Linked DNA regions of Mus musculus: regions 1, 2, 3 and 4 are each linked to region 5. The links are chromatin loops, found by intact Hi-C in ENCODE. Cell type or tissue: left cerebral cortex. All regions are shown on one strand. Links, peaks and the distances in the headings refer to the core of each region. The heading gives the core; the rest is flanking DNA. Region 1 overlaps Gm32067 (a long non-coding RNA gene). Region 2 has its middle 120 kb from the start of Gm25383. Region 3 has its middle 170 kb from the start of Gm32067. Region 4 holds the start of Gm31946 (a long non-coding RNA gene). Region 5 overlaps A830082K12Rik (RIKEN cDNA A830082K12 gene).

Region 1 (6,464 bases), core at 701-5,700, 310 kb before region 5:
TATTACTACCTATGATTGAAATGTAAAAAGATGTCACTAAAGCCAATTTTGTGACCTTTAGACAAAGATGTATTGAATGATTTAAAAAGCCTGATACTGAACAAGCCATTAAAGAGAAAATCCTTGCAAGTATAGCAATACTATGGAATTTTCTACTTCTTGAGTTTGGGTTTGACTGCAGGTAGATGAAACTGGATCAGTTGATCATATGAGCAATTTGTAGGTGGTACTTTTAGTCAAACTACACTTTTTCCATTCCATGGCACTCCTGTGTGTTGATCTACTGTAACCCTTTTTCAACCTTGCTGATGGAACATCAGAAATTCTTTCAGCTTTTTAAAGTGTTCAAGATAGAAAATTTTCTATAGATGACATGAATAATAGCACCTGCCTAGTTAAGGAGCTAACCTCTAGAAATAAGTAAAAAAAAAAAAAAAAAGACTTGGTGGGAACATGTCTATACATATGATGCTGCTACCTGGAATAGTCTGCTGACTTCATTTTCTCAAACTCATGTTACATGTCATTCCACAGCAACCTTTTCTGAAACCCTTTCAGTAATACAACCATTTTTGAACTCTATTCCTCAGTTACATTACAAGTGGCTACATCTCTCTATGTCTCATTGAGACATATAAAGGATTCTCAGAGTTGAAGTGACTTGGATTTCCCTTTTAGACTCTATAACAGTCTCTTTTATAGCATCTACACTGTCTACAGCTTTTGTGTTCTCATAACCACAGATCAGGCTTTATTGCGAATCATGTCCAATCATATCCTAAAATTCATCATTGTACAAACACATGCATTCCATACATACTCTTTTCATGAGTGTACTAATATAGGAACACACACACCACCACCACCACAACAACAGCAACAACAGGCAAAAAGAAACTATAGCTTTCATGAAGACTATCCACATAGTTCAGATAACACAAGCCGGGGATATAATCCCTTGAGTAAGGCTAATAAAGTGAAAAAGAGGCAAGTATCAAGCACCCGCACACCTCTGCAGTGTTTCACAATGTCTCTCTGGAGCCATTCAGTGTAACAGGCAAATCTGCTTTTAGTGTTGCAGTTCCAGAATGCACTATTTTAGATTTATTCTTTGTCTACTTTCCACTTTTCCTCACTCTTACATCTCAGACTGTGGTCTATAGTAAACCATCACAGTTATCTTTTCTTTTCTAAGTAATCTATGTAAAGACTTTGGAATTAATCTATAGCATTCTATAATCTGGAGCACACTTGGCTTTCAAGATTCATCTAGTAGAACCACATACTCAGTCCTTAAATGCGTGCTCTTCATCATAGGTTATTTGTTCAGTATCAGTTGAGCATACTACAGAGCTTCCTTTGCTCCTACTTAAGTAACAGATGGTCCCTAGAGACAGAATATAGTTAATAATCTACATTAGTACTTAACCATGCTGTGCTTTGGTAGGCATAGTGAAAAACTGCACCCCTATATTTTAAGTCACCCGGGTTTATATGCTCAACGATGCTAATACATTGAGTCAGGCGATTTCTTATCCTTTCAAGACATATTTGTGATAAAATGGGAAACACTTTATTTTAACCAAACCTCTGAGAAGCGCCAATTACAATACATTTATATGAACCTATAAAAATATACTTATTTATCCTACTTTACCTAAAAGACACACATCTGTTCCTTATAATTGTTTGAGCTTTTGAGACAGAAAATACAAACAAGAGAGGAAAGGATAAATAATTCCATGCCATGGTCAAGTTGCTCTCACTGATCATGTGCTCATCCTTTCCCTCACTTGTGTATCTCCTTCACCAAGTGAACATCAGTGTGACCATTTTGCAGGCTTCACTTCATTTGCAAATATAAGTTTTGAAAATCTTGACAGTTCAACATCAATGACATTAAGTTATACACACATAATCATTAATAATTATTCTTTCAAACTGAGTTAATATTCCTGTCTGACTACATGAGGAAGTTGGTAGGAAAGGCTCAAAAGGCAATTCTTCTGAAATAATCAGAACCAAATCAGGATTGAACTTTTTATAATTGATGTTCTTTCATACCAACAAATTTATGGGAATGAAGATTGAACTGGACGTTTCTCCATTATGTATTGTATTGAGTTGTTCTTTAAATTATGGAATTATGGAATTAAATGTTCAAAAATGAAATTTTTTTGAGTTGCAGTGTCCCTGAATCAAATGCTGTAAAGATGAAGCAGCTATGCTGTTATGTCTGTCAAAGTCTTCTAGCTCTACTTCACATTTGGCGCTTTTATATTTGTTCTTCTATTTCTATTTTGTTAAATAAAATGTTGGGACATATACCAAGAAACACAGATTGTCCATAGCAGCATAAGACTTGGGCTATGGTTGGAAATAATTTAAATTAAACATTACATGAACACTGAAGAAGTTTCCAGCTTCCCAATTTAACTTGTGAATAAATTATACCCTCCTCAAAAAAAAACCCAGAAAAAATGTAATACAGGAATATTATACTAAGGCATCTAGGAATCTAAATATATGATTGATAGATAGATAGGTCTATATATGAGTATAAATTAGACTTAAAATGGATAAAAGTTAAATATATTCTCATTTTTAACAAGAAGGTTACTAAATCTCTCCAACATAAACTATCAAATATAAAGAATTCTCTAGAATACAAACCAGGCTTTAAGAATCTTATCTAAAATACAAATTATGTTTTTAAAAACAACTCTAGCCTGAAGTATCCATCCCACAGCCAGGTAAAGAGCATTTGATAGCAAGATGTCAATAATTGTGCAATGCTTTTCTAATTGGGCAACTAGAAGTATTCTTTTTATTCCACAGTTCTGCAAAATGCTGTGTTGCTTATCAAGTTTTAAAATAACTGCCTCCGTGTCCACATTTTGGCAGTTATAAACTATGGCGTGACTAGAACTTTGCTCATGTTACTTTGGATTCACAGGCTGTGTCTAAATGTAGCCTCTGACTTGGATTGCTGCACACAGAATCCAGCCAGACTGGTTGTAGAGGTCTTTGTAAAATGTCGAGATATCAAAAACAACCAATTATTAAAGCCTTTTTTAAATCTATAGACCTATACACAGAGGGTCTATAGACTGAGGGCCAACATATGACACAGATTGATAGGCAATATTTGACTCTGATGTCACTCTTAAAAATCACTGACAGTTAAAACTGATTGGAGGGTTTCAGGGAGTGTATGTTTTTAAAATCAGTCTTGACCTGCCTCTGGACTGCCAGAGAAGTCTCCTGAGAAGGGTATCTGCTACCTGGCTCTGATCTTCTCTATAGGAACGAGACACCAGAAGGAAAAACAAACAAACAAACAAAAAAAAACCACAAGACCAATAGGAAAATATTAAGAATAACTTTATTCTGATTACTTATAAAACATTGACTAAGCGTAAAACTGTGTAGAAAAGAAGAAATTCTCAAAAGATGTTTAGAATGATGTTCATAGTGTCCATGCCTCTGAACCATCAGTGTGCATTGAAGTAGAGAGGAGCGTCTTCCTTCATAGGAAACAGTAGATTGAGACAAATTTACAAGTAATTTCTACAGAATGTTCTGGGAATAAGTAGTTTCAATCTTATAGCTGTGCTCCAGAGTGCGTGCAAAGCAGGGAAAGTAGAGCTACTAATTTTGTGTGGTTATATTAAACTTTGAAACCAAACTAGACAAGGACAGTGTGGGAAAAAAAAGAGAATTACAGATCAATCTAATCCATGCACACAAATTCCAAACACTCCAGTACTGTATATAAAGTAAACAGCAATTCAACTTCTATCAAGAATGCACTTTCCAATTCAACATGAAAATACCTTGGAAATCTTTACTCACACAAAAATTAATTAATTAATGTGGGACAGGTACTGTGAAGATGGCTCAGGCGATAAACTATTTGCCTTGCACACATTAGCACTCACATAAAAGCCAGGTGAGGTAGTACATGGTACTTGCAATCCCAGCATTGAGGCAGCAGAGACAAGAAGATCCTTGGGCTAGACCAACTGGGGAAGTCCAGGTTCAGTAAGAGACTGTCTTAAATAATAATGTAGCCAAGAGTTGAGGAAAACAACTGATGTAAACTGTCTTACATGCATAACCCAAAACACTCATGAGCACACAAGAGAACACATACACAGACCAAAACAAATCCAAATGAACAACTCAAACACTTTCTTGGATCTGTAGATAATAAGGTGAGAGACAAGCTACAAAGTTCAAACAAGTGACAGAAACAGCAACCAATGGTGGATAAGCCAAAGCAGAAGTCAAAGGAATCATGACCTACATGTAAAACTAAATGGTGTGGGTTTTTTTTTTTTTGGTTTTGTTTGTTTGTTTGTTTGTTCGTTTGTTTTTTACATTCTTTGTGAAAGAATGGGTATAGATAAATATGAATATGAGGAAACCCCAGAGGCCCAAATTGATTGACTGATTGATTAATTTTACTTTATATATTTTTTATTGTTTTTTTTTTTTTTTTTTTTTGGCTTCCTCTCCAGGAGCCCTGAACCACAGGAGGTTATAACATTAGAGATCAGAAAAAGTTCCCTTTGTGCCTCTGGCAAGGAGAGTGGAAGAGCAAAGCCTTCAAAAACATGTCTAAACACCTATTTTAAAAGTCCCTACTCTCTTGGGTTGCCTTGTCAAAATAATCAACTTTACCACAGCTTTCGAGAGGAATTCCTCCATTTCAGTTCTCCCAGCCTCTGTTTTATCCAAAGAGGTGGCAGGAGAACAGAGATGTCTTCAAAGAAATATATGTGAAAAGTGGCAACCAAAAGGAAAAAGAAAAAAAAAAAGCAGACCATTTCATTGGAGAACAATACTATGTGTACAATCTACAAACCTTGTGAATTAACCCACTAAAAGATGGGATTTTTTACAAAATACTACAGAATGTTCCATCAAACTTTCAGTATAATAACAGCCCAAAATACCAAAAAGGTTAGCTTTGATACACAGGTTGTCTGGTGAACAATATTATACAGGCAAAGGAAGAGAAACAAAAAGGTGCTAGAGGAGTCTGAAGCCTTTGTACTCATAACTACAAAAATATGAAGCATGGACATAACCAAGCAAGAAGAGCACAAACCCTTACACTAAACATATATTATATTAGTTTCTATTATCTGATATAGTATGTCTAATATACAACAGAATAAAATTACAGACATGCCAGAAGAGCAAAGAAACACACACACACACAAAAAGAGAAAATAGATCAATAACCATAGTGAAGCCCAGTGTAGCACAGACGTCACAACTGACAGACAAGAAATTAAAAGTGACTATTGGTAACGTATCAAGAGTGATTTCTAATAGAAAAGTAGACATTATGAACATTTAGGTGGATAGCACAAGCAATAAAAATGTTGATTGCAAAGAAGAGTCAAAAAGCAATGGCTAAACATTATATAAAGTAATCGAAATGAAGGTGCCTTCAACTCATCAATACATTGGGCATAGATAAGGAGATAATCATAAGATCTATAAAAGTATGTTGATGGAGACAGCATCAGTAAGCAGGCAAAAACTGTAGGACAATTTCAAAATGTTTTTAAAAATGGATAATGACAATACCAGAAGAAATAATTATCTACAGTATTAGTAGGACAAACCTTCTCAAAAGTGTCAGGAACCAAACCACAGAGCCAGGAAGCTCAAAGATTGTTCAGCAAAATTTTCTTTTGAAAATACTGACAAAATTAAAAAAATAACTGAAACTCAATATATACAATTTTTTTCTTTTTTATTATTAAAATTGTATTTATTTTTATTTATATGAGTACTGTTGCTGTCTTCAGACACACCAGAAGAGGGCATCAGATCCCATTACAGGTGGTTGTGAGCCACCATGTTGTTGCTAGGAATTGAACTCAGGACCTCTGGAACAGCAGTCAGTGCTCTTAACCGCTGAGCCATCTCTCCAGCCCAGCATTAATCTTCTTTATTTTTAAATACTTTTTATTAGATATTTTCCTCATTTACATTTCCAATGCTATCCCAAAAGTCCCCCATACCCTCCCACCCACTCCCCTACCCACCCACTCCCACCTTTTGGCCCTGGCGTTCCCCTGTACTGAGGCATATAAAGTTTACAAGTCCAATGGGCCTCTCTTTCCAGTGATGGCCGACTAGGCCATCTTTTGATACTAAAACTAGTTCTTTCATGCAAATCACAATGATGCAAAGACTCGTAACAGTAGCAGTGGTAATTTGGGGAAAAATTCAGTCTAATATTCTAAAGAGATGATGGAGAAAAATCACTGAATTTTGGTGTTGAGGCCACCCCATATCCTTTACAAAGTCCTGTTGAACCATTTTATCAAAGAGTAAGGAAATGTGGCACACAGCTTTAGCTAGCTACCAGATTTGTACACTATATTGGAAATCATTGCTTCTGTGTCCTGGGAGATTTTATCTAGCCCTAGATGTACAAA
Region 2 (6,464 bases), core at 1,039-6,038, 1.1 Mb before region 5:
TACATTTCAAATGTTATCCCCTTTTCCCATTTCCCTTCTGGATATCCCCTATCCCATTACCCCTACCACTGCTTCTATGAGGGTTTTCCCCAACCCACCCACCTATGCCCACCTCCCTGCCCTCCCATTCCCCTACACTTGGGCATTGAGCCTTCATAGGATCAAGGGTTTTTCCTCCCATTGATACCCTGCCATCTTCTGCTACATAGGTATTTGGAGCCATGGCTGGATCCATGTGAACTCCTTGGTTGGTGGTTTAGTCCCTGGAAGCTCTGGGTGGTCTGGTTGGTTGATATTGTTGTTCTTCCTATGGGGTCACAAACCCCTTCAGCTCCTTCAGTCCTTTCTCTAACTTCTCCATTGGGGACCCCATGCTCAGTCCAATGGTTAGCTGCAAGCATTCACCTCTGTATTTGTCATGTTTTGGTAGAGCCTCTCAGGAGACAGCTATATAAGACTCCTGTCAGCAAGCACTTTCTGGCATTCATGTCTGGGTTTGGTGACTGTATATGGGATAGAGCCCCAGGTGGTGCAATCTCTAGATGGTTTTTCCTTCAGTATTTGCTCCACACTTTGTGTCTGTATCTCCTCCCATGGGTATTTTGTTCCCCCTTCTAAGAAGGACCAAGTATCCATAGTTTGATCTTCCTTCTTCTTGAGCTTCATCTGGTCTGTGAATTGCATCTTGGGTATTCAGAGCTTTTGGGTTAATATCTACTTATCAGTGAGTGCATACTATGTGTGTTCTTTTGTTACCTCAGTCTGAATGATATTTTCTAGTTCCATCCATTTGCCTAAGAATTTCATGAAGTCATTGTTTTTAATAGCTGAGTAGTACTTCATTGTGTAAATATACCTAAATTTCTCTATCCATTCCTGTGTTGAAGGCCATCTGGGTTCTTCCTAGCTTCTGGCTATTATAAATAAGACTTCTATGAACATAATGGACCATGTGTCCTTGTTATATGTTAGAGCATCTTTTGGGTAAGGACTGGTATACTAATGGAGAGGTTCAACTTTTTGAGGAACTGCCAGACTGACTTCCTGAGTGGTTATATCAGGCAATGTTCATTGCTATTTTCTGTCCAAATGAGATAAGGAAATCTATAGTAAAAGAAGAATATGCAAAGAGCTAATTTTTAAATACAGCACAAATTAGGCTCTGAATAGAGATTAGAACAAAGAAGAACAGAAGAATCAAGATGGCATCGAAATGGATGACACTGATCAATTGAGGCACTATGAATATAAAGAAATATTACTCAGAGTGAGCAAAACTAGAAACTTCCACAATGTTCCCTATATTTCCATGCACATACTGTTATTATAAGTAATTTTTAATGAAATCTTTCTTAGATGAATCTAATATTTCAAGTGTAGAACCAAATGATACATTTCTTCTGTAGAGGTTATATTTCAGGAGACAAGTGAAAACTCTAGAAAGCCACAGTCCCTAACAAGTACGAGCGCCCTCCCCTGCCCCAAATACTCTATTCATGTGTGTGTGTGTGTGTGTGTGTGTGTGTGTGTGTGTGTGTGTGTGTTACATATCCAGCTTCAGTATGAGGGCTTGTGGCTGGTCTTATTGCATATTATTGTGCTGTGTTCAGTTGCTATCCTTGGGAATCATAGTGATCTTTTTTTGAAGAAAAACAGAGTATCAGTGGATATATGGGAGAGGGGGTGTATAGAGGGAATTAAAAGGAGAGATACATTATATTTATATATTGTTTCTTATGGAATTAAAGCTCAAGAATATAGCAGCTGTACTCATCAATATTATCTTCTGACTGAAACAGGCTTTCTTTTACAATATTCTCTGAGCATCAGTACAAAAATATTTGTCAAAGTAAATTCAGTATTCGTTCTTCAATTTTGGTTTTCACTATTTTTAGGTTTTCTTCCAGTTAAGATCCATGAAAACAGCCCTCATGTGTTTCATATATTCATGCATGCTAAATTGTCTGAATAGTGTCAAACACATCTTAGTTACTTGGATAAATACTTGTAAAAGTAAAAGTTCCATTTTCAATTGTTACTGATTTTCACTTTTCTGCTTTCTATTCTGTGTATTAGGTTTATGTCAATTTCCTTTACAATATCATTACGCATAGTTGATTTAAAACTTGGAGATACACACACACACACACACACACACACACACACACACACACACACATATATATATATATATATATATATATATATATATATATATATATATATGCTTGAGTGCTTAAAGACTAACTCTGTTTCCAGTTGCTCTCAGGAAGCAGAGTAAGATAGATCTCTATGATTTTGAAACCAGCCTTGTCAACAGCTTGTCAGAAAGGAAAAACAAAAGTCAAACAAACAAGAACAAAGCCAACCAACCAACAAAAACCAAAGAAAAGTTCTTTTTTGTATTTAGGTGGCCATCTTTATGTTAACATATTTATAAAATAATAGTATTGTCTTAAAGCAGTATAGTTACTTACAACAGGAGAAAGAAATGGTTACCTAGGATTTTAGGATCACTCATATTAAGGAAAACATTGCTCAAAGGCTTGTTTTATTAACTCAAATGAGAATTAAAGCCTCTGTTCTGATGTAACGATGGCTTCCCATGTCCAATTCAAATTTTAAACAAACCATATGAAGCTTTGAAGATGTACACAGACTTTGCAGCAGTTATTGAGACAGTGGTCACTGCCTTCTCTGAAGTATCTGAAGTACATTTTCTTTTTTCAATTCATAATTATGGCCAGTGGATAAATATAAATAGATAGATATAGCTTTTAGATATATCAGTTCAGTAAACAACTGTGTCGTGAAACCCCAGCGCTCGTTCAGGTTTTTGTTTGTTTTAAATTTTTATCCTGTTATTCTTTCTTTGTTTTTCTTTCTCTAATTTTCCATTGCACAATAGATTTCTGGATAAATTCCCACTAGAGTTTCATAACTAGATTTAATAAAGCTGCTGAACTTTTCACCTTTGGCCAACAAACTTAAAAACTCTCATAGTATCTATTGCATTTAATTTTGGGAGAGAGGATAGTTCTGTGTCAGACATGTTAATGACAAACCTTTTAGTGTATATGAGCTTATTTGCATAGGTCCCTGTACCATCAAACAGATGAAACTGAATTCTTTGCTTTTTCTTGAATTCTGGAAATAAAGTTAGATGCTAGGGCTTTCTAGCATGTCTGCCCTCATTCTGCTCTTCCATTGATAATCTGTCTACAAATATAAATCTTGGTATCAACTGCCAGTGAAAAATAATTTCTTCATAAGTAGACATCAGATTTTTCAGTCTAAAAGGTTATTTTGACTGTACCTTTACCTCTTAAATCCATCCTGTCTATCGCGTATGCATGGCCTGCTATGTTGCACAGGCATCATTTCTAGGAGTAGTAGTCAAGCACTGAGATGCATTTAAAAATATTAAATTCTAAATCTTAGAATGTATACTTTGTGCTGCTTTGTGCCATTAGACACCTAAAATCTTCACTCTAAGCTTTGTCCTTCCATAGGAAATTGAAAAACAGCCAGACAGTCTTGCCTTATTTCTGGGCAGAAAAACTTCATGTGCAGTGAACACTAGAGGGGGAGCTTACCCATCAGCAGAGGAGTCTCCAAGCCCTCTAACACAGAGTCAGAATAACTCCAGAGGACTCTGCAACGGCAAGCTGAGATCTGACTCGCCATGGTTTTAAAGGCAAAGGTCAAGAATCAGAGGCAGTTAATTTGTTGTCCTTTTCTAAACAAAGCAGGACCTCACAGTAGAATTGAGAGTTTTAGTTACTCTTCAAGCCATGTTACAGAAAAACTTTGAATCCTCTCTGAAGCACTTTTAATTTAAGGGATAGGATTAGAGAGCTTTATGTTTTCCTTTTTCTTTTCTTTTCTTTTCTTTTCTCTTCTTTTCTTTTCTTTTCTTTTCTTTTCTTTTCTTTTTTTTCTTTTCTTTTTCATTCATCTCTTGCTAAAACTGCCTGTCCTTTAAATACCCAAGGAATGATGGATAAATTACCAAAACATATTGAAAATTTTATGCCACCTGAGAAATAAGCATCCTGATTATTAGGGTCTAATAAGAAATGAGTTGACTCAGCAATTAGACTTTGGATATGACCCACACACCCTTCTCCCATTTAAAAAGCTCAAGATCTCTTGCTTTGGAAAGGAAATCATATACTTCAACTATTCCCTTCTCAAGTTTAAGGATTTCCAATACTCTTGAAAATATTATACATCTCAAATCTTCAGAATAATGAGTTAATTTGCTAAAACATGAGCAAATTAAAATTTGTGAAATGGAACATTTTAAGTAGAAGTATTTAGTGCAATTTCAGTGGGAAAATTGTAAGCTCATATTTCATTTGTTATTACTCTGTTTTTCCTTGTTAAATCTTGTAATAAGTAACATAAAGTTTTACATGACCAAACCGTTTTCCAAAAAAGGTGGGGGGGGGTATAGAAAAAATTAACAAAAGTAATCAGAATCAAAACTACTTTTCTCTGATGTCACTGAATAGCAAGTCTAAACCCAACAGAATATCAAGTTGTGTTTGTAGTGAACCAAACACATCAACCCACACCAGCAAATTTTATTAAGATATTTACAGTATTTATTATGAGTCTTTTGAAAGATGAACAATCTAACCATGATGAGTTTGATGTTTGAAAACATAGCAAATTTTAAACTTCTTTTAAACACTAGTAAAAAAAAAGAAAGAAAGAAAAAGAAGAGGAGAAAAAAACCTTTAAAATCTTTTTAGATGGATAATCTAAGTGCAGAGACAACAGGTGCTTAATTTCAGTTGGAAGCTCTGCAGATGAGTGTCAGAAATCAGATCTAACCTACCCCTAACATTACTTTACAGGAGTAGAAGGAAAGTTAGTATTTTCCTCTCCATCAATAAGCAAAACTGGCCATTCCTCTTTGTCTTCCAGAAGAGTTCAATGAGGCACAGTAGGCAACCACTGGAGATTGGGGAAACCCTGCAGAATGCACCAGAGATCTGGGAGGTGAGAGACTCTTAGGTCTCAAAGGGAGAGACCTTAGATGAAATGCCCAAAAGTAAGGAGAGGGAATTTATAGACCTCACCTCAAGCAAAAAGACAGGGCATCAAGTGAGGGAGGGAGTTGCCATCCCACACTCAAAACTCCGACGCATAATTGTTCCTGTCTGAAAGAACTGCAGGGATGGAAATGGAGAGAAGTCTGAGAAAAAGAAGGTCCAGTGACAGGCCCAAAGTGGAATCCAGCTCAAGGGGAGTTTCTAAGGCCTGACACTATTACTGAGGCTATGGAGCACTCACAAAAAGGGACCTAGCATGACTGCCCTCTGAAAGACACAACAAGCAGCTGAAAGAATCAGGTGCAGATAATTTGCACCCAACCAAAGGACAGAATCTGCAGACCTCTGTAGTTGAATTAGGGAAATGCTGGAAGAAGCCAAGGAAGAGGGTGACCTTGTAAAGGACCAGCAGTCTCAATTAACCTCTACATTTGAGATCTCACAGACAACTAGACCACCAACCAGGCAGCTGATGTGAGGCCCCCAACACATATATTGTAGAGGACTGCCGGGTCTAGGTTCAATCAGAGAAGATACATGTAATCTTCAAGAGACTGGAGGCCCCAGGGAGTTTACAGGTCTTGTGGGGTGGGTGGTGGGGATATCCTCGTGGAGACAGGGGCGAGGAGGAGGTATGAGATGTGGAACAGTCTGAGAGTGGACCAGGAGGGGAATGAAATCTGGAGTATAATGTAAAGTAAAGTAAAGTAAATAAATAAATAAATAAAAGATTGAATAGAATAAAAGACAAAAAAAAGAAACTTTTAAATTTCTTTTCTGACTTCTGTAAAGCTTTCTTCAGAGCTCTAGTGAACGCCAATTACTCACCTTCCATAAATCCGAAGGTAAATCTTTCATTAAGCACTCTTATTTACAAAACAGAGAAGCAGAGGAATGCTGTGTTGATTACGACTGTACGACTGTAGAGACAAATCTTCCAGGATGCTCAGTCAAATCAACTTTGAAGAGTTGATATGGCTCGAGGAGTGACAGGGAACTGCTTTTCTCATTCTTTGCCCACAGAGACCAGGACGCAGTGCTGCATTATAAAGCAGCAGTGAGCTTTGTGCTGTGAGAGCACAAACTTAAAGCTGGAATTGTGCATGAGTTGACCAAATACAAGTTAGATTTACTTCTATTGTCAGTACCAGAGCAATTCTCCCTCTCAAGAACAATGTCTATTAATTATGTGTCTTCTTATCATAGTCCTGAAGCAGTGGCTCGTTATTTAAGAGCACTTGTTGCTCTTGCAGAGATACCAGGTTCAATCACACATGAAAGATCACAACCATTGTAACTCCAGTTCCACACAATCCTATGCCCTCTTCTGCCTTCTATGAGCACCAGGAGTACATAGACAGAAAATATACAATCAACTAAAATTAAACAGAGCAGCTTATA
Region 3 (6,464 bases), core at 662-5,661, 450 kb before region 5:
TACTGTGGCTTTCCTGTCATGGCTAGAAGATACAATATTGAAGCAGACTTCCTAGTCCTGTGGCACTTTCAGTCTTTCCACCCCCTCTTCATCAATGTTCACTAACCATTAATTAAGTGGAGAGACTGTGCTGTCGATGCTGATCCCAAAGAAATCTAGTCTGCCTGAAAAGAGATATTTTTGCATGTTTGGAGTGTACTAGGAAGACGACTCTAAGATGGAGTACCCTGAAAATGGATTTACTTAGTGTGTCCATAGATCAGCAAAGGTGAAAGAGAGGAAATTGTCCTTTGTACAGGGAAAAGTCAAACTGGAATGAAGGCTCATAAGTTTCAATTACTTCCCTGCGAGTCTGACACTGAAAAGGCACTGAGAGTTAAGTCAAAATAGATGATAATCAAAAATCTATAAAAGTAGTCATATTGTTGTATGACATTCATGCAGTTACATCATATGTAGATGATATGTTCACATGAAACTAGGTGAAGTTTGATCTAATGGTATAAGTATGTTACCAAGGCCCAGTTTTCTCATGTTTTTCAGTTTTAAAAATGATTTTATTTTTATGTATTATATTACATTATTTTATTTATATGTATATATGCTTGTGTGTGTGTGTAAGTACATTCACATGCCTATGCCACCAGAGGTCAGAAAATAGTGGTCAGATCCCCTGGAACTGGAGTCACAGGCAACTGTAGGCTATGGACTAGGTGCTAGGAACATACCTCCAGTCCTTTGAAAGAGTAAATAGTGCGTGCTTTTGATTGCCAAGCCATCTCTCCAGCCCCATTGTTAGGCTCTCTATCCCCCTTCTCACAAGTTCATATCCTCTCTCAGGAACTTGCCTCAAGTCTAGATTTGGAGGATCAGTCGTGTCATACTTCCTATTCTCCTACTCCAGCTCCAGTGGAAAAGGAGAGCAAACGATGTTTTGTAGCCTCCTATGAAAGACCAAATGTTTTTCTAAAGTACATATACTTTTACATTCTTCAAGGGTCTTTATAGTGTGCTCATTCTTGAGCAATCTTTTCCAGTCTGGGTACTAGACTCCGGTTACCAGTATTACTCTGGGAGGATTAATGCCTACAAAACACAAGTGGAATAATTTGCATAGGGAAAATATGCCTGAAAAAATAGATGTCATAGATGATATGCCACAGCCAAGCCTAGTACATTCTGGCTGCAGTGAGCTAAAGCAAAGGCACAAGAAAGAGATGTAGTATGAAGGGCACCTCTCAGAACACACGAGCCCTTTGGTGGCTAATAGCTTTGAACACAGATGGACTGCTGGCCCTGCTTACTCACTAAGTCCTTTTTTATTTTACCAATGAGTAAACATATCTTTATTTCTTCAAATTAAAAACTGAAAGAAATGTCAAAAACTGGAAAAAAATAACATTTTAAAATTAAACTCTATTAAAGAAATGCTAGTTCAAAAAAGACATAATTGGGCTCTCTAAAACCTGGCAGCTCCCAAACGCCAACAAGTTTTTCTCTTCGCAAGTCTGTTCTCAGCCATTCCAAGAAAGGAACAGAGAAGAACAGAGCTGTATCATTTTGATGACAACCCACTTCTAATCCACAGGATCATATGCCTTTGCACCCTGTTCAAAGGAAACTTGGCCTAGAAAAGAATTAGTTTCATAACAAACCAGCCATTCTGAGAATAGAGGTGAGAAGGGATCGGGCGGAAGACTCTGAGACGGTGGAGAAGAGCTTCGGCTTTAATTGCCAGTTCATCTGCAGTTTCACAGGCATTCTTGGTGACCAAAGAGGCTGAGCAACTAGCTCCTCAAACTCTCCACTCCTCAGTGCGAAATGACAAATCAGTAAAATCTTGGTGTTCATAAATACACTTCACACACACACACACACTCACACACACACACACACACACACACACACTCACACACGCACACACGCACACATGGAAATGCTTGAGTCACAGAGACAGGATAAATGCAATCATTTCAAGAAAAATAGATTACTAGGAAAGGTCAGCATCTGCAAGATCATATACATTATCCACATTTAACCTTACGTGTGTGGTTGCGGGACATGCCAACATCTCTGTCAAGTACCCAGTTATATTTGCTAATGATGTTTAGAGAGCTATAACCCAAGGAAGGCTGTAAATTAGGAAGTCATTATAAAGCAAAACAATGCAAAATAAATTTTCATCTCAAATGTTCATATTCAATTTGTATTTCTGATTAAAAGACAGTCAAAATAGTTTAGAATTTAAAGATCACTATTTAAGAAGGGATAAAATTTACACCAAATATACACACATACCCAAAAAACAAACAAATAAACAAACGCACTTAAGAAGAAGCAACATTTTAAAGGGCTACAGAGATTATTCTTGCTGCAGAATCAAATCTCTCTCCTATGAGTGTGTTTGAATGGTCCTATTCCGTAAGCCTCCTTTAATTTCTCCTTCTCTCTCCATGATCTCCTGGTAGTTACCATTTCAAACAAACTTTACATCTAAGAAGTTAGTGCTGCTAATGAAGGAAACGGTAGTCATGAAACTCAAGCTGGAACAAAGGGGGAAAGGGAAGCCTACTTAACTGTATGGGTTCTGCTACAGCTTCTTGTGGATTAAAACCCTGCAGGTAAAAGGTGTAGAATGCTCCCTTTCTCGGTGCTTTGGTGATGTAAGCAAGAAGGCACAGCAAATTAATTCATCCCTATCATTTCTCCTCATCATCCTGTCACCCACCAGGCCATGTCTGGGAAGCAGAAGACATGTTCCTTTGTTTCCTTTGATTTTTCTCTCATTTCTGTGAATTTAATTTTCAGTGTGAGCGTGTGTCTGAGCTGGGGCAGACAGATTGGTGCAGGGTTTCTTAAAAACAATTTTTTGCTCCATCAGACACAATATATTCTACTGAAAGGGAAGAAAGCACTGCACCCCAGGGGAAAAGTTTCCCCAAAAGTTTGTTCCCTCAGAACTTTAGAATGGAAAGCTGTGTCCCTCTTGGGTGATTTAATTTAATTGTTATGTTTGTTAGCTTTGTTCTAGGAGAAATTAAGCAACCATCAGAGGCACTTCATAGGCAAACACCACTTTTTGGTAGACAGAACACAAACTAGGAATTGGAAAACCAAAAAAAGAATACTGGCAGTGTCGTTGGTGACTTCATCTCCACATGCCTGAAGTTCCTGTTTGCAAAGGGAGTCTAGCTCCCACTCACTGCTTCTCTCTTGGAGATGCTGTCAGGACTCATAGACTCTGGGTTTTTTGCTCTGATTTTTTTTTTCTTCTGAAAAGGAGCAGAAATTTTTAATGTCGCAAAAGGCACATCTTGATAAGTTTGAAGAAGGCAACCCAGACATGATAGTGTGCTCCATTTGATAATTTCAAAGGTGATACATAGTCTGTGCTCATAAGAAAGTGATAGCTCAAAACATCCAACACTAAAACTAATCACTGAATATGTTAAATGTCAAGGTGTGTAAGAGAATAGAGCAAACTAAGTTAGGTCGCAAAGGTGGGAGTTTCTAGAGGATAAAGGCACAAACTCCAGATCTCCAGCCTGAAACCAGACTTCTAGCTGAGTTACTTTAAGCAAATTGCTCAACTTCTCAGTGCCCCAGTTTCCTTATTTGTGACAAGAAGAAAATAGTACCTTCTTCATAAGGAAAACCTATATCCATATAAAGTGCTTAGAGCAGCTAGTTCCTGGCACATAGTAAGTAGGATTGTTGTTATTATTAGAATGTGTAAGATTGTTGGGGCAAGAAGGAGCAGTTCTCCAGACAGAGTGAACACATTAAGTACAGGGGACAGAATTAACACAACAGGAGCCTGGGAAGTGTGAGAATGCTCTACTCCTAGCACATAAAGGACCTGGCAGATGAGGCCGGTGTGGGAACTTCACAGAGGTCTTTGCTGTGAAGACAGGCTTTATTTTACATACAATGAGGAGTTGGTAAGTGATCTTAGATTCAGAAGCAATATGCTTAGATTTGTGACAGTAAATACTTAAAAGAAAGTGCTGATGGAGTGTGGAAAACTGTTGGATGGACACAATGATCACCCTCCAAGTACCCACACCTCTTAATGTCTTTAGAGCTTTCCCCACCACGGGTAGTTATTTAAACTTATTTAAAACAGGCGAACACTAGACTTGCTTTATCTTCTAAAATGCAGTGAAACTTCACCATGGCAGTTCTAGTCTTTGACTTTAAGAAAGATGTCATTCTTTCTGTTTCTCAGAATCCTGCTTCCCCCTCCCCTCACTCTGTGAGCAAGCCCAAGTTAGCTTACAGGAAGATGAGAAAACACAGGAAGCTGAGTCAAGCTATCCACCTGAAACCATCCTAAACCAACCACTCTTTTGTGTTTTACATTACTAAAATTTTGCACACATTTAAACAGCCATATGCTTATCATCTGATAAGAATTTTAGTGGCAGAGTTCAAATAGTGCTAAATTACTCAACATACATGACACTGTAACAGCATAGCCACTGTGTTAATACTTTTTATTTTCAGAGAAATCTGCATTTTATAGGGTGTGAATGATGCTTCTTATCTTTAAGCAAATATTGATTTAGTTTAGGGTAGATATTAGTATTCCATTTTATAGAGAGAATAGAGACAACCATATCACACAATTGAGAATAGGATAGGGGTGTGGAATTGCTGATATCCAGTATAATTATTTAACTGTATCACTATTTTCCAGGGAAAATAAACAATGTCATTTGAGAGTTTTCTATGTCCTATGGACAGTGGCAAATACTAAGCCAGCTAGACATAACCCCTGTTTTTGTAGAGTACTAATAAAGGAAATAGGGAGGGAGTGGAGGGCAGTACCAAACAATGTACTGAGCATCAACAGGGCAGAAGTACACAACACTCTCAGAACTTGGTCAAACAGAGAAAAAAATGTCAGTAGAACCAACATCTATCCTGAAATCCAAAGACTGACTGAGAACTATCAAGTTTATCAAGTTCACATAAAGTAACCCAGGAAGGCCCACAAGATGTTATGAATGTACACTCAAGGAACATTCTTGAAACTGGAAGTAATTGCTCAAATTTATAAGCTTTTCACATATAACAGGGAGAGAGAGAGGAAAGCTATAGGCATTAGCAGAAATTTGACCATATAGGAATGCTTTAATCCATTTTCTGTCACTGCTAGCACAGTTCCAGACACCGGGCAAATGATAAAGAAAAGAGGTTTATTTTGGCTCATGGTTCTGATGTGAGGTCAAGAGGCCACATCTGGTGATAGCCATCTTGCTGACAAAATGCCAGGGTAGTTCAGGCCTAAGCAAACTAATGTTTGACTTTTTTACTTTTATAGAAGGTCCACTACCAAAATAGCACCTTAATCTGTTAATCATATGTGTATACTAACCCATTCTTTTGGGAGGAGCGCTAATCACCTCTTAACATTTCCTGGTCCCTTCTCTTAATATCTCATAGCAAGAATCAAACTTCAGTGGTAGTTTCAGAGTGGACAAACCACATAAACTGTATTTAAGCCCTCCAAAGGACTTATGGAAATACTTATGCCAGTATTTTCAAGGCAAGGTCATGAGGCAGTGAGATTTGCATTTCAGTAAAATAACCTTGACCTGGAATAGAGACATAACTAAAGGAAAGGGGATCAATGAGGAGAGGATGAGTAGATGATTAAAGAAGCTATGGCAGAATGCAAGAATAGGATAGTGTGACCCTGAAGTGGGGTAGGTAATAATACAGATGAGGAGGAAATGAATAGACATAAAATATGTAGGAGACAACCCCAAGGAGTTTGGTGTCTTTATAAACAGGGCAGGTTAAAACTACCCTTGATGTGAGCTTGGAGAGATGAATGGATGCAATGCTTGTCACTAAGAGTAGGAGGCACAGGAAAGGAGTTTAAACTTAGGGAATGTTAAATCTACTTTTAGACCTATGATGCTCTGGTGGCATAGCCCACAGCAGATGTGGACTGCCTGACAAGATGTGAATAATTTCTTCTCTGTGGTCTCTTGAAAGATTCTGAATACATTGAACCATGAGTAGATGCATGCTGGAATTGCCATTTAGCAGTAATGCTAGTGAATAACTGCATCTTCTTTTTGTCTCTTGATCTCTTGAAGTGATGGGAAAAGATTTAGTAAATTAATCACTTCCATTTCTACTACATATCCAGGAGGTCAACTAAATTTTACACTAACATTTTCCTTATCAAAACTTCTAAAAGGTCAGTGAACAGATATGAGTATACTTCACCTTAAAAATTGAAAATAACTGTAACTGTTAGACCCTGTCTAATCAGCAGAGCTACAGAATTAGACATCTAGACCTCTTTCCTAAAAAACATTCCTTCTTTCATCAAAAGTGATAAACTATGGACTTGGCAAATGTGGTGGTTTGAATGAAAACTGGGTCCCTAGGCTCATAGGGTGTGGCACTGTGAGAAGCTGTAGCCTTGTTGAAGTAGATGTGGCTTT
Region 4 (6,464 bases), core at 513-5,512, 220 kb before region 5:
TCAAGCACAATGCAAAAATAAACTTTAACCCAAGCCCTGCCCTCATTTTCATAAATTCAAAATTTAGTGAGGTCCAAGTTAATGGCTTTTAGTGTATATGGAAAGAGTTTAATAGTCACTTAGCCCTGCTCTGTCTCCATTAGCCAATCTAAAAAGCCTCATGGGGCGAAGGCAAGGAGTGACCTCAAACTTTAATAGGCAAGGAGTGTCTAGAATTTTTTCTTCAGCAAAAATCAGAATATAAAATTGTCAATCCATAACAAAAAACTGAAACCGACAAGTTTAGGTGTTCTGTTCATCAATTAGAGAAAATTAACCTAATTAGATGCCATATTAAGGATTATACCAATGGAGAATCAGCAATCATAAATAAAAGTCCATTTCGAATCTCTTTGGTGTACAGTGAAATGACTTAACACAGCCAGACTGCTTGGCACGTTCCGTGGCGATGTGTAAATGAACATATCACGTGATTGTGTGATCATGTGATCATTCCTGGCTGTTTAACAGGGCCGTCTCTGCTGCTTTTGCTACTTTTTCTAATGCAGATATGTTTCTATGTATACCCTGAGCGGAAAAGTACACAGGATGTGACAGTGCATCAAGCACTTGTCTGCAGTCCCCTCATTGATCCCACAACTGGAAGTATATAAGTCTCTCTGACCCAGGCTGCGAATATTCAGGATTAATCATCTGCACCTTTGGATTGGAGTGCTTTTAGAATTCAAAATCCCACAACTTTCTCTTGACAATACCTTGCAAAGAGCCTCCCTACAAAGAAACAGGTCTGAGGCACAAGCAAAGCAAAGCAGATAAAGGGCGGCCCTTCTTGTCTTTCAGACCTGAGGCTCTGAGACCTGAGGCTCTGAGTGAGGTCCTTTGAGGTCAGGCAGGACTCTCAATAGGTCTTTGGCTTCCTAGTGTTAAGCCATCCAGGGTTTGCTTGGTCTGTTTGCTACAGAACTTGAGTAGTAGGTGGAGCTTGAGTAGTAGGTTTGCTGCCCAAGACCTGTGGAATGGATTAATCCTTCATAGCCCCTTTATATAAAGTATTCATTTTTCTCCTATGAAGTGTACAATATTTTAACAATAGTTTGATAATCTCTCGTCTTCTGCTTTACTGCCTTATCAAGCAGGCACATCAGGCTATCACCACAGGACTCAGCCTTGAGTTTTACTTCCAACTCATTTGGCCAGAGCATCGTGACTACAACAGTCTGTAGTGTCCTCTTTGAAGAATAAAGATGGTGGAGTCAGATCTCTGGTGTTTCCAAAGTTATGGCAGGAAGAGAAAGTTGCTTCCGGTGAGTCAGGACAAACCTCTGGGCTTTCACAACCCTTTCCAACCAATGAACTTCTGCTTATTAATTAGACAGTTAATTAAGCACTTGAGTTTTATGTGAGATTACAGAAATTCCATTTAGAAGACTCTAATAATATCAGAAATTAACTAAATCAAAAGTGCTATCATGTTCACTGCACGAAGCATAATACATGAAAAAGAATAATAATAGTTAATATATGAAATAGGATAGATGGAAAAGCCAAAAGCAACCTACTGTTGCTGACTGAGGGCAGGGTAGGAGGTAGTTTAATAGGAAAGCTAAAACTCATCTTCTTACAGGCTACATAACTAAGCCATCTTGGTAAGACAGGAAGTGTGGCCCTACCCTTAGAGATAATGTGTGACTTGGTGAGAAAGCCCTACTTCGTGGAGAAGTGGGGTGACATTTACTTGAGCTGGTTCAGGCAGTCATCACCCTAAATGGGCAAGGTACTCCCTTCCGGGACAAAGAGTCAAGGCAGCTGAATCCAGGCTCCAAACTGTTAAAGAGTTCTTTTTAGGCTGGGCATGGTGGTGCACGCCTTTAATCTCAGCACTTGGGAGGCAGAGGCAGGTGAATTTCTGAGTTCGAGGCCAGCCTGGTCTACAGAGTGAGTTCCAGGACAGCCAAGGTACACAGAAAAACCCTGTCTCAAAAAAAAAAAAAAAAAAAAAAAAAAAAAGAACACCCCCCCAAAAAAAAACAATAAAAAAACAAACAAACAAGAAAAGAGTTATTTTTAATTTCTTATAAGGAGCCCAACAACACCACAAAACTGACAAACGAAGAGGTGGAAGGAACTGCAGCAAGAGTCTACACCCTGCAGAGAACCTGTGGCCTGCCAGGGTGGAGATACTGCACACAGAGTGAGCAGCATCAGAAGGCTATCTGTGTTCCCACCCTGCTGTAGGTTTGGGGACTTCATCCAGAACACAGACCTGCAAAACATCAGAAACAATGCCTACTTGCCAATGTTTTTGTCGAGCCTTAAATCTTCAGAAATGTTATAATTTGGCATCTACAAGACATTGTTTAGGTTAGTGCTTGTGTATATATACATAATGCTTTCTGTATCGTTTAATCTCTAGACTCAGGTTTCCATACTCCTTTGTCTCCAGGAGCTCCGCAGAATCATTTTATTTTTCCCTAAATAAGAGTGGTTTAAGCTTGACTGGCCTTTTGCACTATTTTGTTCTGGATACCATTATACCACATTCTCAAAGTCACAATGCAGCATAAAGTAAAAGCCAACAGACCAAATAAATTCGAGGAGAGATTTATGCTCTAAAAATCTGGCTCCGGACTTTTGTCTGACAGTGACTAAACTTTCTCACTGGAAACACGTCTGGGGAAAGTTCCCACTGCTGTGTTTCGTTGCCAGAGTATCAGTGGCCGCGCTGAAGTTCTAGAAAGACGACAAGGCCCTTCTGCTGAACAGATCTCCCTGAGTTAAAAGAAATTTGAAACGCTCCGCACCTTTCAACAGCCCCCAAAGTTATATGCTTTATCAGATTTTAAAGTTACTCCAATCCTCCTTGTGGTTACAAGCTTCTCTGCCCCCACTATCTTCACAGCCGCTGCCCTCTCCTAACTAACAGGTTTTGACGTCATTCGGGCTTTGCAAACTGTGTGCTACAGCCCTTGCTCAGGCTTCCCAGCTGCCATTAAAGTTATACTGCATTTGGTTAAGTGTGGAGGCTGGCACAGCAGAGGATCCATAATGGTGATTATCATGCAAATCAGCCTCCCGCAAGTCAGGCTCCTCCTTGGAGGCCTTGCAGCTTGGCTTCCCCCAGTGCTGCCCCATTGTCCCCAGGATAAAGCTAACCGCTCGCTCGCTCAGCTACTGACTCTGGAGGACTCCGAGACAGTTCTCCTGACAGAGATTAGTGGGCAGCGATGAATCTTTCACTTGTGGTAGAAATATGATTTTATTTAAGAAAATAACCATCCATAATTGGGCTTCTGTCGCTTTAAATTTTAATGGGTAGAGTACTGTGGAGGCTGAAGAACTTTAAATTACGGCTTTCAGAAGCTTCTCACTGAATCTTTCAATTATTCTCTGTAAGTACTTTCTCAAAGCATGTGCCACCATGACATTGATATCACAATTCAAATCTAAATTCAAAACTGACTGCAAGGCTATGAGCTATGCGCTGGCGTACGGGCTGACTCGTTTTATCTCTGAACATCTGACGAGGCGAATCAAGAGGCGCTCTCTCAGAGCCCAGCCAGCTGTTTGCCAAATATTCAAATACCCTGGCATGCACAAGAGCCTTTCAGATTTCCCCACATCAAAATTAACGACGACCTCCTATTTCCCCATTAGTTTCTGGCTCACCTCCATCCTTTCTCATAGGCCCGCCTGCCTCACTCTGCTAAGTGCTGCTCGATGCTCGCTCACCTCTAGGTTCCTGGCTCCAGCACTGGACCCAGTGTGTGCTGCAGGATGTGAGCAGTTCAGACAAAACCACGGGGAGCAGTTTTCAAGCCTGTGTTTCCTTGAAGTAGATCTGAAAGGGTGGCTGGACTGATACTTCTGCAGTCTGAATATAGATCCAGAGAGTGCATGGCTCTCCTTAAACGGCATCATTAAACTGAAACAGAAAATGGACCTGGAAAGACCATACATAGCAAGGGCATTGGGAAAGGCATTTCTTTCTTCTACTTCGGTGTCTTAACGTCCTTGTTACAAACCCACTTTCTTTCATTGTTTTAATATCTGCATATTAAAGCAAGCCACCAAAATGAATCCATTTAATTATTTATAGTTCTAACTGTAGACTTTCAATTATTTCAAAATGTGTCCCTGACCTCAGCCTATGCCATTTCTTGTTTACAGCTGTAAACAACTAAATCCAGCTGCTCTCAAGAGCACAAGGAAAGACACTTCATCTCCTCCCTCACATGTTAAAGGTCCTGAAGCAATTTTCCTCAGCAAGTCTCCCACGGGACAACTAAGAGGAGGCTGTGGATTTTAAAGTATGCTGCTGCACATGGGGAGTTTAAGGCAGAAACGACCAAGGTACCATTGACGCAGGACAACAGCCTCTGTCCCTATGGCTGCCTGCATTTCCTGAAACTGGACCTCAAATCCAGGTGGAGCCGGGCCAGGCCTTTTTTATTCCTTCTTGGAAAGCCACTTCTTGACGTGTTCGTTTCCTGTGATGTGTTTATACTTGGGCAGAAGGGGCGCAGCAGGAATGAATCCAGGGCACACTGAGGGGGAAGCTGCTCTCCCAGGAACCATGAATGCCAGATGTCAAATGAACCAACTTGTGCTATAGAGAGTTCGCCATGCAGGATACTAGAGATGTCAAATCATGTATGAGAATTCCTGACATGGGGCCTTTTTTTTTAGCTTATGTAAAACTAGATGGGGAAAAAAATCACTAATTTTAAAATAATATCAACAATAAAAGAAGCCGCAAATTAAAGCATACAAATTACCTGAGAACCAGAAAGGCCAAAAGTGTTCCAATTCTGCCACGGAGTGTCTTCCCAGGTGCCCTGCGTATTACAGGCCACCATTTCCTGAAACAAGCCCAGACACAGCTTTGCCCTCAGATAGGAGCTGGCGCACACAGAAAGATGATTCCTACGATTCCTAAGATACTGGCCATGGAGACAGAAAGAAAAGTTGTTAAGACTCACATTGGTTTCCAAGACCAAAACAATGCAATTATAACTCCCGTTGTGCTTGAATATTTAAGGCTTGTGAAGTGTTTCCAACACAGAGCAGTTGCACAGATATCTTTTACTCAAACCTGCAGTATGCTCTTGTCTGCTAAGCAAGAGATCTTCATGAGCCAGCTTTGATGATGGGCTAATCTCCACACTTCAGGATTTCTATGCACAAAGAGTGTCTCTCACCTATAGAGCTTCTCTCCCTCTCAGAATGATCAACTCTCAGAATTGGTCTACTTTTACTAATTCCTCTTTCTCCTTTCTGCTTTCATTTCTCGATAAGTCAAACAGGATAAGAAGAAATATGTCAAAATCACCTGGGGGAGATCGCTTCAGCCTCAACCCCAGCCTGGGAAACACTACCTACATAATCCACTCATCATTTCTAACTAGAGGAAATTGTATTTCTTAAAAGATGGGGAAAGAAAGCTGAAACTGTACGGACCTCCTGTAGCAATGATATCACTTGTGCCTAACACTTACCTGCCTATATATGGATGACTTCAAAAATAATATTTGACCCAGGCTGCACATATCCAAGTGCCTAAATAACTTGTTCTCAGATGGCCTACGATCTCCAACTCAACAAACACAGCATCAAAACCATCCTGTGTGCTTAGTTTCTCCACTCTTCCTTTTCTTTGTTTGTTTGTTTGTTTTTGTTTTTGCTTTTTTGAGACAGGGTTTCTCTATGTAGCCCTGGCTGTCCTGGAACTCACTCTGTAGACCAGGCTAGCCTCAAACTCAGAAATTCACGTGCCTCTGCCTCCCAAGTGCTGGGATTAAAGGCATGAGCCACCATGCCCAGCCTCTCTTCCTTTTCTTGACAAGATCAATGTCTACTCAGTGACCCCTTGCAGTTGGGCCGGTCATCTCATCTGTATTTACCATTCTTCTCCTCAACAATCCGCCACTCCCACCCCACACACATGAACTCTGTCACCACATCTTCCTCCTCCTTCCTCCAGGACACAGGATCCATCTTCTATCTCTGCATCTAGCATATCCCATATTCCCCCTGGGCCTCTAGAGTAGCTTCAGCTTCAAACCTAGTGCCCACACACTTGGGATGCATACTAGGACTCTCCACTCCTGATATACAAGGTTATTTTGATAGCAGACAGACTTTAAAAATATTTATGTATATAATAGAGTTAGAAAAACAGAGTTGCCACATGGAAGATAATGCCCATTAAACTGTCTTTAAAATATAAATCTTGGTATAAAAATTAAACAATTAAAGAAAAACCTTTTAGGTAGTTTGAATTTTTTTTTCTTAGAAATTTTCTTCATTTATATTTTAAATGCTATCCTGAAAGTCCCCTATGCCCTCCCTGCCCTCCTCTACAACATACCCACTCCTGCTTCCTGGCCCTGGCATTCCCTATATTGGGGCATATTATCTTGGCAAGACCAAGGGCCTCTCCACCCATTGAAGGCCAACTAGGATAT
Region 5 (6,464 bases), core at 441-5,440:
CTAATGTACGGGAGTGCTGCGGCAGGGGTCACTAAAGCTATGCTAATTGTAAACCTAATTGCTTCAAGAAGTCTTGCCTCTAAACAGAGAGAACCCAGTTGATGGAGTCAGTCTGTTCCTAATAAAATGAAGAAGCACTGAATTAAATTCCCAAGGAAGGCACTATAAAAGTTTCTACAGTGTAACCAAATGACTTCACCTATGCTATTACCTCTGAGATGACATCTTTGAAAGAAAGCAGACCCCAGTTGGGCTCCATATTCATGAATTGGCTGTGCTTAGGCCTGTAAATCTGGATTGATTTAAAAAGGCTTCTTCATCCTTCCAATCAGATGAAGTCACTGTTAATTAGATGGGTTTTTTGTTAACACTGTCACTCTCTCTGTATTACCTGCTCACACTTGCAGCCCCACTAGTACAACATCTGGAAAACCAGTTCTGCAGTCAGGTCTTCCAACACTTTGGTTGGAAGATGGTGTTTCTGTTCCCCCATCCCATCCCTGTCTGGAGGAAGATGCTATTCAATGTATTGGTGTACAGTAAAAATTATCTTCCTAAACTGAGAGATCATAAAGCGACCTCTGGAAACACTCTTAAGATTTGGTATGCTATGAATGACACTGAAAGTTTGTCCGTGTCACCCTAATCTTCAGATAGATGCTTTAATGTATAGGAGGAGGAGCCCACAAGATAAAAAGACATTTGTCACCACGCCTGTCTACCTGAGTTCGAACCTGTGGAAGGAGAACTGAATCCTGAAAGTTGTTCTCTGACCTCCACACAATCCAGGCATGTGCACTACCACACACGAGGCGGGGTGGGAGGGAATCGATATTAAAAATAGAAGGCCATCATTAACTTCCACTAGCTCTTCTGCTTCTTAAACCCAGGATCTTCCTTAAAATGAAAATTCTGCTTTGAGGTTCTACAACCGTGCCCTCCTACGGGTTTTTCCTCCCTTCCAACACCATTGACAGGCATGTTGCATCTTCAGGCAGCCCTCAAGAGCTGCGAGGCCCCCAAGCTTTGGCCAACACCCAGGCAATGACTTGCAAAAGCAGTTTCAACCGACAGCGGGTCGACTGGGCAGCTTACACTTCCGTGGGGCCTATTCCTAGGCACTTAGCAAGAATGACCCGAGGTCCCAGTGAGCCCAGGGACCCGCACCGGGTTTGGGGAGCGTGCGCCACCCACCCACCCCCCTACACACACACACCCTCGGCCAGGCCACGGTTCCTTCCAGAATACCCCTGAGCAAGCTGCGGACTTTGTCATTGCAAGGGTTAACCTGTCGGTGGCCTTCAGTGCCACCAAGACCATGGCCTGTTAATGCCCTGCGGCAGCCTAGCACGAGGATCTCTAGCAGGAGACTCTGGCAGTGCTTGGCCGGGCACTCGCACTCAGCACCTGGTGATGACCCTGTGACAGAGGCAGGATGAGGACTTCCCTTGCAGAAGCAGCTCTTGGCAAAATGGAATTTGAGACTACAGTTTCCCAGGCCAGGAAGGGAAAGCTTAGTCCTCAGACCGAATAATTCGGCCCAAGGGCCTTCCTTTTGTGGGTTGAGGTTACACAGGAGAGTAAGGACCCTTGGCTGTGAGGAGAAGGAGCCTGAATTTGCCTACACCGAGATCGCAAGGATCCACCTCCCTCCACCCCACCCCACCCCGTGGACAAGGGTGCTCAGCAGCCAGGTCAGGGCCTCCCAAAGAGCATTGGGCCTTTGAGAGGCCTGGATACCCTGGCCAGAGCCGGTCTTCAGCCAGAACCCACCCCTCCCCAGCTTCAGGAGAAGGGTGCATCTGAGTAGGAGTCATCAGGCAGGCCAGGAATTTAGGCTTAGGACCTTGGGTGAATCGGGACAGAATCACTCTAGGTGAGGTTGGACAGCGACCCGCAGAAGGATGGAATCACGCCAAGAAAACACACACTTGGAATTAGGATTCTTAATTTCAGGTCTTGAAATTCTTGACCTTGAAGATTTCCTAGCCCCGCAACATATACTTCCTCCACAAGAGGATTTGGGGAAAGTCAGTTTCTTAACATTCTTTGGTCCCTGTTGTGTGTGCTTAAGGTAGACAATAGCTACAACTTAAACACCTGCGATTTCTTACAGCAACCCAATTTGAGGAGTGATTTCTCCTTCTGTGTGCAGTGCGAGTGTACCCTGGAGCATTAAGGTAATTCCTCTCGAAAGGGTGCAACAAGAGGTTTGCACAAACCAGCTAAAGTCACTGCTGCCCTTATCCTGGGCAAACAGAAAAGGAGACCCGATTATCCACCCCCTTTTCTTAAGGTGCTAGTGTGAACCTTACTCAGTCTGAGCCTAGTTAACATTCCTTTAACCCTAAAGATCCATCTGGAACTACGCAAAGGGAAATTGGGCCAAAAAAAGGGAAGCTACTGAAGAGAGGGTAGTTGAGCTGAGGTCCTAAGCCGAAACTGCTCAGGGTTTGCTTTGACCCAGCTTTGGGACCTGCCTCCAGAGCAGATAAACTCTCGAGTGTCTGGTCTCAGGGCTCTGGGAGCCCCGGACCTAGACGTGCTCAGGGCTGCTGTGTCCCAACTCTGCATTTGGGGGCGGCTTGCGCACACACGCACTCTCACACGGCGCGTGCTCCTCGAGACCTTCTAAGGCTATCCGAAGGACAGAATTCTGTGAGGTCCCGCAGAGCACCCACATTCGACCCTTACTCAGGCATCAGACCGGAGGGCGTCCCGGCCTGCGGAGGCTGGCAGACGTGAGGCAATCCAGAGCCTAGCAATGGACAGCATCTCCGGGTCTCTAGCTTCCTCACTGCCAATCAGACCTTCCACACTTGACAACCTTAGCTCACTAGGCTGCCCTTCCCTCCCAGCAGCTACTGGAAAACACTGGGCCGGACTGGCCTGAGCGCCGGCTGGCTCCCGAGAGCCAGGGCACTTAGGCGCTTCCCCAGGTAGGACCAGCTCAGCGCACTTTCCCAGCCTGACCCGCTCTTCCTCCTCCCACACACTCCCTACCGAGCGAGGACCCGCGGGTGTTTGGGGTGGTTGTTGTTCTTTTAAAAGTATATTAAAGGATCATTGGCGTCTCCCTGTCAAGTCATTACGCCTTTATCCCCATCAATTAAGCACACCTCAGAGGACTGCTATTAAGAGCTAAATTGAGCTGCAAAAGTAGGTATCCCGTTTCAGGCAGATGTTGTTATCTCCCGCTGAGGCACGGCCAGCCGGGCTCTACCTCCGCTTCCCTCTACCGCCCTAGTCAAGCTGAACGCGGCTTCCCGCGCGCAGCGAGGAGGCAGAACCGGAGGTCGCAGCCAAAACAACGCGCCGGTGCTAGGAATGGACTCTAGCCCATCTCAAGCTCTGTGCAAGTCAAGAAGTGTCTACAGAGTTGAGTAGAGGACGACGCCAAAAGCTAGCTGAACGGGTTTCTTTTTTCTTCTTTTATCTTTTTTCTCAGAGAGGTGGGGAATATCTGTTAATAGCTGGCTCCCAGCTGGGGATGCAGGAGGAGGAGATTGCGATAGAGAAAGCAAAGGAGTCAGTGTGCCTGGAAGTCCGCTACTGGGTACTCCGCTTCCTCCTCCAGCCTCCCCAACCTGCTTCCTGGGTAGCAGGTCCCCTGAATTGTAGATCAAAGCGCGGTGCAGTGGGGATGGGGGATTTGAAGCTACAGAATCCGGAACAGAAGGGTGCGTTTAAGACAAAGGAAAAAGACTTGGGACTCCTGTGGCCTTCCACCCAGATGTGTCTTTCCATCCTTTCTCAGTCCAGACACTTTAAGGCACCACTGTCGCCCGCAGCTGGGAGACCTTGGAGCGCTAAGGAAAGAAACAAAGGGACATGGCCCTTACTGCAGTTACAAGGTTTCTTTCGTGACACTATCCACAATAAATTAAGCCAAGGCTAAAGGAGATTAATTTCCCAACATAATCCAATTAAAAGATTTCTAAACTAATCTTTTACGGAGAAAAAAAAAACTTAAAAGATGTACGGTTAAGGGGGTGGGGAGTCTGGTGGTGATGATAGTGATTTATCTCCTTCACACTGAACGCAAGCAGAGGACGTTTGCTCTTCATATGCAGTTTGACCAGAGCACCGGTTGGCGTTGGTGTCTCCAGTCCAACCTGAGCCTTCCAGAATCATCTGCCACACTAACCTAGGCCCCATCACAGAGTGAAAGGACTAGGGTTACTTACAAACACTGTAGACTTTTTAAAGTGCTATTAGATTTATGGTCTCTTTGTCGACGCCCATCCAGAGTAATTAGCACATATGTTCTAAATAGATGATAGTTTTGTGAGCAATAAAGCAATTACCCATCGTTGGAGCTGACAGTTCCTCCGACTAAACTCCAACCAGCAGCTAATTGGAAAAGTCATTTCAGCTACATTGTCTGCAATTAGTCCTGCTAAACTACTACACCCCAACTTGCTGGTTTGAGGTTAATTTATTCAATGTTGAATTTGCGTGGACAAGTCTTTGCCACAAACGGACTTGCCGTTTGCTCCCTCTGGACTGCACCCAGGAACTAAAGGAGCAGGTGGGAGGGGCGTAAACAGGTGATATTTGGGGGCCAGGATGTGAGGGAGGGTGCCTTATCCAGTCGAAACTTCAAGGTCAGTGTCCATCAAGCTGAATATCTACAGAGAAAAATTGTTGCTTCTTCTCCAGAGCAGTAAGTAATAAGAGAAAAGCGTCAGTCTGGGCTACCAAAACCTTCCATTTATTTTTTTTAAATCAAAATGAAGAGGAAGCAAGTGGGTTCTGAATTTCACAGCCACCCAGGACCTCCCCTACTGTCCCTAAGAAGTAAATGTAAATCAAATAGCACCCACCCAAGAAGAGCCCTGAGTCCTCATCTGAGAGAATCGGCTTCTAATTCCCAAAGTGACTCCAGGAAAGAAAAGGCCAGAAAGGTCAGGATGCCTGGCTACTGACCCCGACCACTCTTAGCATAAAGCTACTTCCCCCTTGAAAATGGGATTTCTTCATAAGTTTAACTTTCTTTTCTTTGTCATTTTCCCTTTCACCTTTTTTCCTTGCTCGATCTTTTTCTTCCTTCTTTCCTGAAATTAAACCCAATCGGTCCAGGATATATGCACATTGAGTGGAAACAATGTGTTAAACGTTGGTTTGACACCCCACCAGTACTTCCAAGTATCCACGGCTAAGCTTCTTCTACTTCATTTAATCTTTAGTGGACAGGGTTGCTCCTGTGCTTCTATTCATCAGAAAAACCCGAGGAAATATGTCAGTTGGGGTTCAAAATCCTGGGCGGGAAAGAGAGGCGTTAAAGAGAGATTATTCTGCCCCCACCCAGCCTCCAACTTTTGAGCTGCAATCTCAGCAGGCCGGTAGCAGAAGGGCCGCTGGAGCTCCCAGCCTCTACAGCCAAGGGTATCTATATCAGGGAGCAGAGAGGCTGGCAGGTTGACATGAGAACCTGTAGCCCTGGTAACAGAGCCTTCCCCTAATGGAATTTATAGCAGTGTCCTCGGCTTAGAATTCTGCTTAGAAGAACATGAAGGGGGTGCTTCCTAAGAAGGGGAAAGGGCCATTGCTTTCAGTCCTAGGAAGCAAATGTCCCTTTCTGGATAGCTATTCATATTTCTTTTTAAAAGTAAATGTAGCAAACCAAAAGGAAGGCACACTGAGTCCTATTTGAGTCAGTCTGAGTCTTACTAAAATATTTCTAATTTCAAAATAATAATTTGTAAACAATTATCAGTTTCAAGGATTTAGAGATATAAATGTAAAGGAGGAAAAAGTTTTAAGCAACTTTGAGTTGGGCTCCTGCTTCCCACTTATTTATTGTCTAATCGAATTTGAAGCAAGAGAAATTGAAAGTAAAGCTTGGTACCACTGCATCCCGGCTGTCAGAGCAGCCTCACTCTAGGAGAAACCTTTCTACTAGATGACTTCTGCCTGAAAACAGAAAGGAAATAAGGTGACTTTTTTTTTAAAGGCTGACAATTGAGTTCTCATGGACTTGTGCTTTTATAATGCTGAAATGTGGCCAGAAATTGAGTGCAAGGAAAAGCTTAAGGGAAGACCAGTTAAAAGTATCACCCAATGTGCTCTCCAATTAAAATGTGCATGTGTTGTACACACATATACACGAAGAGCAACAGAATCCCTCAGCGTATGAGACACATACATATAGTGTGCATTTGCTCCCCCCCCCCATGCCCTAAGCTCATGTATGCAGAGATGCAGTCCTATGTAAGCTCAGCTAGCTGCCACAGGCGTGTATTCGCTTCTGGAGCAAAGGCATTTGTGTTGCTCCCGTAGTTTCTTTCCATTAAGAGCGATTAGATGATGTCTATTCAAAGTTGCTGATCCAGAGAGAAAATAAGAGTAGATAAAAGGAGATTTCAAGTGACCGCCTCATCCCTTTCACATCAACCTGAGCCCCAGAATAGCCTAGGATCAACTAACACAAAAGCCCTTTGCTTTCTCCTTTCAGCTGCAGA

What was found. Hi-C counts contacts between places; a loop is a spot of excess contacts. Peaks named below come from ENCODE experiments on the same cell type or tissue, not always from the same donor. Only the 100,000 strongest peaks of a DNase experiment are listed, where the experiment ranks them.
Region 1: it touches region 5 in a loop (5-fold over the local background); 2 of 42 quality-filtered maps call a loop at or near these places.
Region 2: it touches region 5 in a loop (6-fold over the local background); 5 of 42 quality-filtered maps call a loop at or near these places.
Region 3: a loop joins it to region 5, with 8 times the contacts of the local background. A loop is called at or near these places in 5 of 42 quality-filtered maps.
Region 4: a loop joins it to region 5, with 3 times the contacts of the local background. A loop is called at or near these places in 4 of 42 quality-filtered maps.

Annotation. Positions count from the first base shown.
Region 1 is chr13:78,516,857-78,523,320 of GRCm38, reverse strand. The region is part of intron 1 of Gm32067 (a long non-coding RNA gene); the gene reads right to left. Among named protein-coding and RNA genes, the nearest start is that of Gm32067, 37 kb to the right of the region's middle. In left cerebral cortex, for the core only: no CTCF peak of the experiment used is centred there; DNase peaks (open chromatin) are centred at 2,331 and 2,926; H3K27ac peaks cover 1,414 bases.
Region 2 is chr13:79,282,835-79,289,298 of GRCm38, reverse strand. No RefSeq gene overlaps it. Among named protein-coding and RNA genes, the nearest start is that of Gm25383, 120 kb to the right of the region's middle. In left cerebral cortex, for the core only: a CTCF peak has its summit at 3,585; a DNase peak (open chromatin) is centred at 3,601.
Region 3 is chr13:78,653,663-78,660,126 of GRCm38, reverse strand. No RefSeq gene overlaps it. Among named protein-coding and RNA genes, the nearest start is that of Gm32067, 170 kb to the right of the region's middle. In left cerebral cortex, for the core only: no CTCF peak of the experiment used is centred there; DNase peaks (open chromatin) are centred at 2,601, 3,153, 3,731, 4,208 and 3 more places; H3K27ac peaks cover 4,680 bases.
Region 4 is chr13:78,424,507-78,430,970 of GRCm38, reverse strand. Gm31946 (a long non-coding RNA gene) reads right to left here and starts at 4,019. Exons shown (of 3, transcript XR_382671.4): 1 at 3,667-4,019. In left cerebral cortex, for the core only: no CTCF peak of the experiment used is centred there; DNase peaks (open chromatin) are centred at 2,745, 3,066 and 3,556; H3K4me3 peaks cover 1,303 bases; H3K27ac peaks cover 1,632 bases.
Region 5 is chr13:78,206,935-78,213,398 of GRCm38, reverse strand. The region is part of intron 1 of A830082K12Rik (RIKEN cDNA A830082K12 gene); the gene reads right to left. Among named protein-coding and RNA genes, the nearest start is that of Nr2f1, 11 kb to the right of the region's middle. In left cerebral cortex, for the core only: no CTCF peak of the experiment used is centred there; a DNase peak (open chromatin) is centred at 3,341; H3K4me3 peaks cover 3,288 bases; H3K27ac peaks cover 4,882 bases.